Linked DNA regions of Mus musculus: region 1 is linked to region 2. The links are chromatin contacts, found by POLR2A ChIA-PET in ENCODE. All regions are on one chromosome and are shown on one strand. The core of a region is the stretch at or near the end of the contact, and the rest is flanking DNA. Distances in the headings are between cores, read along the strand shown.

What was found. ChIA-PET counts read pairs that join two places held with the same protein, here RNA polymerase II (POLR2A).
Region 1: POLR2A ChIA-PET joins it to region 2 with 16 read pairs in embryonic stem cell. The contact joins the promoter of Tspan14 here to the promoter of Sh2d4b in region 2. POLR2A ChIA-PET finds 5 or more read pairs at or near these places in 4 of 5 experiments (Patski and embryonic stem cell).

The regions. Positions count from the first base shown.
Region 1 is chr14:40,965,342-40,969,056 of GRCm38, forward strand. Tspan14 (tetraspanin 14) reads right to left here and starts at 1,555. Exons shown (of 9, transcript NM_145928.2): 1 at 1,435-1,555.
Region 2 is chr14:40,891,680-40,895,081 of GRCm38, forward strand. Sh2d4b (SH2 domain containing 4B) reads right to left here and starts at 1,635. Exons shown (of 8, transcript NM_177816.4): 1 at 1,103-1,635. The coding sequence starts at 1,286.

The DNA.
Region 1 (3,715 bases), core at 305-2,804, 74 kb after region 2:
CCCAGCACACAAGGCTTGCAGATGTGAGCCCAGAAAGTATGGGCTGTAGCCCAGAGCACCCCAGTCTCTGAAACACATTAGGTGATCCAAGAAGGAGACCCAGAAATGCAGAAAGGGATGCTATCAAGCCAGTCATCAACTAAAGGTGTATAACAAACACACAGTAAGGGTAAAATACATCTAGTGACATAGGTTTCCACCTCAAGAGACTGAGAAGAATCATGAATTCAAGGCAACCCTGGGTTACACAAGACCCTGACACCAAAAAAAAAAAAAAAAAAAAAAAAAAAAAAAGACTTGGGGACAGCTAAGGGAGGAGCCAGAGAGCAGAAGTCTGGGCTTCATTCTAAGGGTTTTAGGGCCCAGGAGGAGTTTTGAGAGAAAGGGTGTCTCCAGCAACCTCTGAGCTGTTAGAATGTGGGGCCCCAGATTTCCTTTCATAAATAAGGAAGCACTCAGCAGGCACCAACTTCTACTCAGAAGCCAAGGGGCTGTGTGGAAACTGTCCCTTGACAGCCACAACTGTGTAGGATTTGGCAGGCAACTGACCTAAATCCACCAGTCCGTTGGGGTGACCACCTAGAGAGCTGAGATCACACCTGCTACAGGCTCCAGCCCAGCGTCCTGCACACGCTGCCCAACACATCTCGATGTCCCAGAACACCAGTGTCCTGATACAGTCACCGTGGCTCTGCAACCAGCTCCGGGCAGGCACTGGCTGAAGACACTGAGTTCTGAGGATTCTGACTGCCTCTCACTGGAGACCAAGTTTCAGTCCTCCAGACAGGAGTTTCAGTGGTTCAGGGGCCGAAGTCCCCAAATGTGCACTCTGCCCACCCTCTGCACTGCACGCCCGGGAGGGAAGGGAATACAGGAGCTCCAACCTAGGCTGAGCCAGAATCACAACTTGGCCAAACCTCGGGCTAGGTCAGGGGTCGGGCTCTGCTCCCAAACACAGCCTTTAGCGACTAGCACCGAGAAGCCAGGATCGCCACCTCCTTAAACTCTTGCCGGACAGCGTGGGACCCCGCGACAGCGTGCACATTCAGGGTGGGTGGGGGCTGGGCGACCGTCCCCTCATCCGGGACCGGAGCTGAATAAAGAGCCTTCCGCTGGGTTCGCAGGTGAGGACCGACAGAGCCCAGGCAGCAGCCGGGAGCAGACACACCTTCCGGGTAGCCCGCCGCGCCTCCCACTCGATACAGCGCCCCAGTTCGGCTCAGCGGGGTCCCGGCCGCGGCCTCCAGAGCTCGCGGGCGGTCTCAGCAGACAAAGCCCGCGCCACCCGCGGGGCCGCCCCCGCCAGCCAAGGGAGTCCAGGGGCCGAGCAGGAACGCGGGGAGCAGCCGCTGTCCCGAGAGGACGCTCACGAGGGCCGGCCCGAGACAATAAAGACAGGCCCGACGCTTCAGCGAGGCCACGCGTTCTACTTACCCGGGCGCGGCAGCAGCGGCGGCAGCACGGCCCGGTTGGCCGAGGAAGTTAGAGCAAGTTCAGCAGCTCCGAGCGGGAGGGCGCGACTCGGGCCGTCCGAGCGGCGGGGGCGGGGCGCGGAGGGGCGGGGCCGCGGCGAAAAAAGAGGCGCCGCTTCCTCGCACCGCTCAGCCGCCCAGTGCGTCTGGCGCACCCAAGCCCCGCCCCCGCTCTTTGCTCCTCCCCATGCAGGAACCGCCCCATCTTTCGCTCCTCCCCCCCACCCAGGCCTGGCTCTCACCGCTCGCTCCGCCCCACTGTGCTATCAGCCCACATCCCACCGCTGATTGCCCCTCCCACATTGATCACCACGCCTTCTCTACGCCCCGCCTGTGTTCCGCCCCCGGGTCGCCGTGCTCCACCCCCTACCGTGCACCCCGCCCTACAAATGGTCATCCATAGGTAATGAGGCGGATCGCTGACCCGCCCCTTTGTCCGGCTCTGGGCGGTGCCCCAAACGGGATTTACCCGGTTCCGCCCTCTCTGTGGCTCCCGGACGCTGGCGAAGTCGATCGCTTGTGGCCGCAGAGTTGAGCGCTCGGCCAAGTTACGCCGCGCAAATGCTCCTCTGGTATTAGCTCTTAACCCGGCGGGAGCCGAGCCAGGGAGAAATGCGAGTTACAAGATGCCTGTGTCAAGGGATGCTCGAGGTGGCTGAGAGGTGGAAGAAGATTGGTGAAATGGCTGGTTTTAAGATGGAAGGCATTCCTGCCCAGCCTTGGGAGCCAGTGTGTGCGGGTAGTTTTCTAGAAACGGTGGTTGAGATTTCTTTACAGCTGAGCCGTAAACACTCGCTCCTTCCAGTCTCGGTGCTAAAAATACCAAGCTTCCTTTGGATGTCCTGCTGAGATTTGCTCATCACCTTTATGCTGAGGAGATGGCTGGGCTGATTCTTGGAAGTGGAAGGTCACAGGACAGGCAGATAGATTTACAGTGCTGTCCACACTGCTGTGATAAAAAGGCCGATCTCGTCCCAGCCTAGATCTGCTTGTCAATAGAGCAAAGCATAACCTTGTCCTGCTTGGTAAACTCGTGTAGATTTGCGGGAGCTGAGGGACAGATCTGCTCCTCTTGGGCTATACAAAAGTGGCATAAGACTGGGGCTATGTTTTTAACACACGCAGCCAACAGGTTAAGTTCATTGTAAAGAGAAAAAGAAAATCTGGAAATAGAATGTACCTTTCTGCTGCTAGTTGTGGTTATTTAACAATGGGGATGTAGCCTGTTTCTAGAATATGCCAGATAGCTCAAGGACCTCTCTGGCAAGGAAACCTGTCCATATTGTCACCTCTAACTAACCAAAATGCATGATTGGGTGTCTGATGTGTGGGCACCAGGTCTTGAATTATCCTGGGGAGTGCAGCAGCCTGAAACCTCTCCCTCCACATAGTTACTGTTTAGTAGAAAAGACAAATCATTTCAAGATGAAATCAATGCTGAGACAAGACAAAAGCCCAGGGATAAAGTGAGCATGTGGAAGGGAAAGGTGAGAGAGAGATTGATGTTGAAACTGAAAGCAAAGGAGTGAAGAGTTAGAAGAGGGGGTGGGGGGTAGGGGTGGCAGTTGGTCCAGAAAGTACAAGTGGAGAGCAGAGGTGCCAAGGCTTTGATAAGAGCCACGCTCTGATGCGTCAAGGAGCTCAAAGAAAACTAGATGGCTATTGTCAGGCTACTGGGGATGGAGTGAAGATCAAGACCAGGACAGAACAGGCCTACACACTGTGTCAAAGGACTGAGTATCTTTTGTTGTTGTTTTTTGTTTTTGTTTTGTTGTTGTTGTTTAGTTAAGCCTTTGAAGGGTTTATGGAAAAGACCAGCATTCTAATTTGCTGCTGTGAGAAGAGTAGATGTAGTAGTTGTCAGACAAAAATTAAAAGCAGTGAGCCAATTAAACTTTTACCTTAATCCAAGCCAAGTATGGAGGAAGTTTGAAACTGAAATGGCGGGTGTATTAAGATGAATACCTGAGAGATAATGTTTTGGATCTAAGACCAAAAAGACCAGATACAGGAGGAGGAAATGTTTAAAAAAAAAAAGAGGAATAGCTTTTAAGTGTCTTTCTGTGAGTGGGCAAACAGTGCCTCATTTATTGGGTGGGCTGGCCTGGAGGAAATCCATTTTCAGGATAACCACCAACAATTTTGTTTTGGCCGTATTGACTTAGCAGTGCCTGATAGACACCCAGGGTTGTTGTCCAGTCACTAAAAGCAGAGAAGAAGGGTGTGGGCTGAAGATGCGTTTT
Region 2 (3,402 bases), core at 385-2,884:
CAGATGCGCAGTGGGACTATAAACACAACCCACAGCATCCTCTCACATGAAGACGTGGGCTGTGGAGTACACTGTGGGCTGTGATATAGAGTAGAGACCTAAGCTGAGAATCAGAGTCTATATGCCAGGGAGGAAGGACCTAGTTATCTTCAATGTATTCTGACTAGAACTGCTATTGAGGGTGAAAGTATAACAAAGTAAAAACAGAATTCTAGGCCTTTAGGCCCAGGCTTGGGAATGTGGCCTTTGTAAAGGTATGCTAATCATAAAACAGATAGCGACATTCCTCCACCCACCCACTTCCTGGGTTCAAAGAGTGCTCATTCAAAGAAAGTCACCCTGACCATTACCAGAACCTGCAATGCAAATGTGCTATAGTTAGGGGCTCTTAGAAGCTGTCTTGAGAGTTAACAATTACCAGGTATTCCTTGTGACTCTTAACTGGTATCTTTGGTATCTTCCAACAACGCCCTCCCCACTTCCTTGAGTTGTGGTTTCTTCCTTTAAATACCCCCTTACCCAGCTACTCGGGCCGCCGTGGTCCTCTACCCCTGCGTGGTGTATGACTGTGGGCCGGAGAGCGCTCTTGAATAAAAATCCTCTTGCAGTTTGCAACAAGACCGTTTCTTGTGGGGGATTTTGGGGTGTCGCCTCTCCTGAGTCAGAACGTGGGAGAGTCCTCACTTTGTGGGTCTTTCAAGGGTAGAGAATATGCCCTTGGTCTGGGCATATACCTTACTAGTAGAGTACACAAAGCCTCAGACTCAATTCCCAGAATCAGAAAAAGAAAGAAGACAATGGTCTCTGTTATGCACCATGCAATTGTCAAGCATCAGATTCCACAGCGCCTTCTTTGAAGTGAGGAAGTCTACACTTCCCCAGCCCATCTGAGTCCTGCATAGTCCCTGCCACATTCTTCTATAATCCTGGTTGGAAACCCAAGCTAGTGGGACTAAAGGCCCCAGCACAAGGCTTCCAAATCCCCAGTCTTTATCACACTAGTGCCCATACGAAAGGAGAACCCAGCCTTGACTCGTTAACTTTCTCATTATTAGTTAAGATTTGGTGACCCGCCCCCCACCCCCACCCCCAAGCCACATACCTCTCTTGACCTTTGCGGGCCTCAGGCCCTCTGCCTGAGCCAGGGCATCCCACGCCTCCCGTTCCCTCCATCGCCGCAGCTGCTCCTCTCGCATCTTATAGAAGAGGATGTGCTTCTGCACATCGCTGAGCTCGGCCAACAGCTCCGGGTCGATGTACATGTCCTGCAGGATCTGCTGCAGCATGATGCTGTGGGGGACGCACACCGGAGTGCAGCCAGTCAGAACTCCAAGGCTACACAAGATCCCTGGGCCAGGCCAGCGCCTTGAGCCAATTCTGCCCTAGCTCCTCACTTTGGAGTCACTCCAGATGACCTCTCCTTGGACAGCATCTTTGTCCTGTCTCAGCTCCCAGCCAATGATGGATTCATATCGGCCAGGACAGCATTATTCACCCAAGCAGCAAGAACCAAGGGGCTCTGAGAGGTAGCAGAGGCAGAGAGCTGTCTAGTCCTGGCTTCCTATTAAGATCACTTATCATTAAATTACCACATTTCAGCAGTGTTGTGGCTTCACCTGGGGTTTCTACAACAATAAGGCTCCAAACATCTGCTCAGACCCAAATCCACCTGGGTCGGGAGGTGTCGAGTGATCTGTTAGTGGAAGGTAACAATGACACCAGCTGTATCAGTGACACTGGCCCGGCCAGCTGAGAACTGATCCCTCCCCTGCAGATAAGAGGGGGTGGGGAAGAAGTTGTTTGCCTACTAATTCCATGTCTTTTGAGCCAATGTCAGAGGCCTATGCAACTTTCAAAAGCTTCTGGGACCCCAGGTGCCACAACTGTATCTGCTTCACCATGAGCAACCTTCCTCATTTCAGGGCACCTGGAAGATAATGTTATTACTTCTTAAAGTGCCTTGGGGAGGAAATGCCTTCCCTCCTATCTGTTTTGGATTCAAACTGGCGAACAAAATGGAATCAGTAGAAGAAATGTAGGGGTTATTACCTTACCACAGTGCTCATGACCATAAAGATGACATCATTTCCTTTCCCTAGAGCAGACTTTTAAACTCTGCATGTGCTTAAAGACAGGCCTCCCCAGTGGGCCATTTGGGAGGTTGTTGTTGATATCTTTGTTGTCCAAGTCCTTGCTAGTCTGCTTTAATACAAATGTCCAGGCTTCTGCTTTGAGGTGGGTAGGAGCTGCTCTTGCTGAGACCCGAGGCTCCCTTTCTAATAAGCTTGCTTGCAGAGCTGTTCATAGGTGTCCTTTTATCCAGACAGGAAAGCCCAGGAAGGTAGTGCATGCCTCGGGCTATGCAGCCAGTAGGCTGCCGCAGCAGCGCTCCACCCAGATTTCAAATTTGACATCCTCTTCGTAGTTTAAAGCTGCAACCCTATCCGGAGAAAACAGGCAAGATCTGGCACTGTGAGCAGGTTGGATTGGTGGTATCAGTTTCTCCACTTCCCTAGGGATGGAAGAGGGATCCGGAAACCAAGAGAAATGGTAGAGACCCGGAGTCTGAATCTGTCTCTCTCTGCAAGACTGACACAAAAGTAAGCAGAACCAAGCGGAGTCTCTCCAGTTAAGCCCACAGGGTCAAAAACGAATGTGGCAGCCAGACACCCTCCTCTCAGGCCAGTCCCTTTTCCTCTCTCAAGCCGGTTTTGGTCGGCGTTTTATCCCAGGCAATAGGGAAGCAAATTGGGACACTGGTGAACCAAAGGCAGGAAGGACATCTAGCCTCTGTGTCCCCAGATTCTTAAAAGAACAGGATAGAAGGCAGAGAAAACACTATTAAAAGCAGAGGAATGGTTCCAGGCCTTTGAAAGCAGTGGCGTCCTGGGATTTGTAAACGAATAGGAGAAATTACTCCATTAGTGCTACTGAGGCTCTGTTTGCGGGGGAGGAGCGCTCCCTAGCAATCCCAGGTCAGTGGGGCAGGAGGCCAATTGATACCAAATACGTGAACCTGACCCAGCCACGGGCTGTGTCAGATTTCTGGAACACTAAGGGGGCGGTTCCGCCACTCTGGGCTCCTTGAGTGCTCTTATCCACGTGTTCCTGGAAGCTGCGTCTGGCTTGGCGCGCCCCCTGCCGACCGAACTGGACCACAACCCTAGCACTGCACGCCAGGTGCAGCCGGACTGGAACGCAGCAGCATCTTCAGACAGGTTATATTTTGGTTTTATTTTTCATTGGCCGAAGTGGTCCCTGTTGCAAACTGACGCCGTTTCTTGCCGGACAAGTCTGTTGTGCAAGTTTCTGGAAACCACCTGGATGTCCCTAAGCTGGGAAACATTATTCTTGTCACGAAGAACGATGATGACATCAGTTGTTTGGAGGAGGGGAAAACAC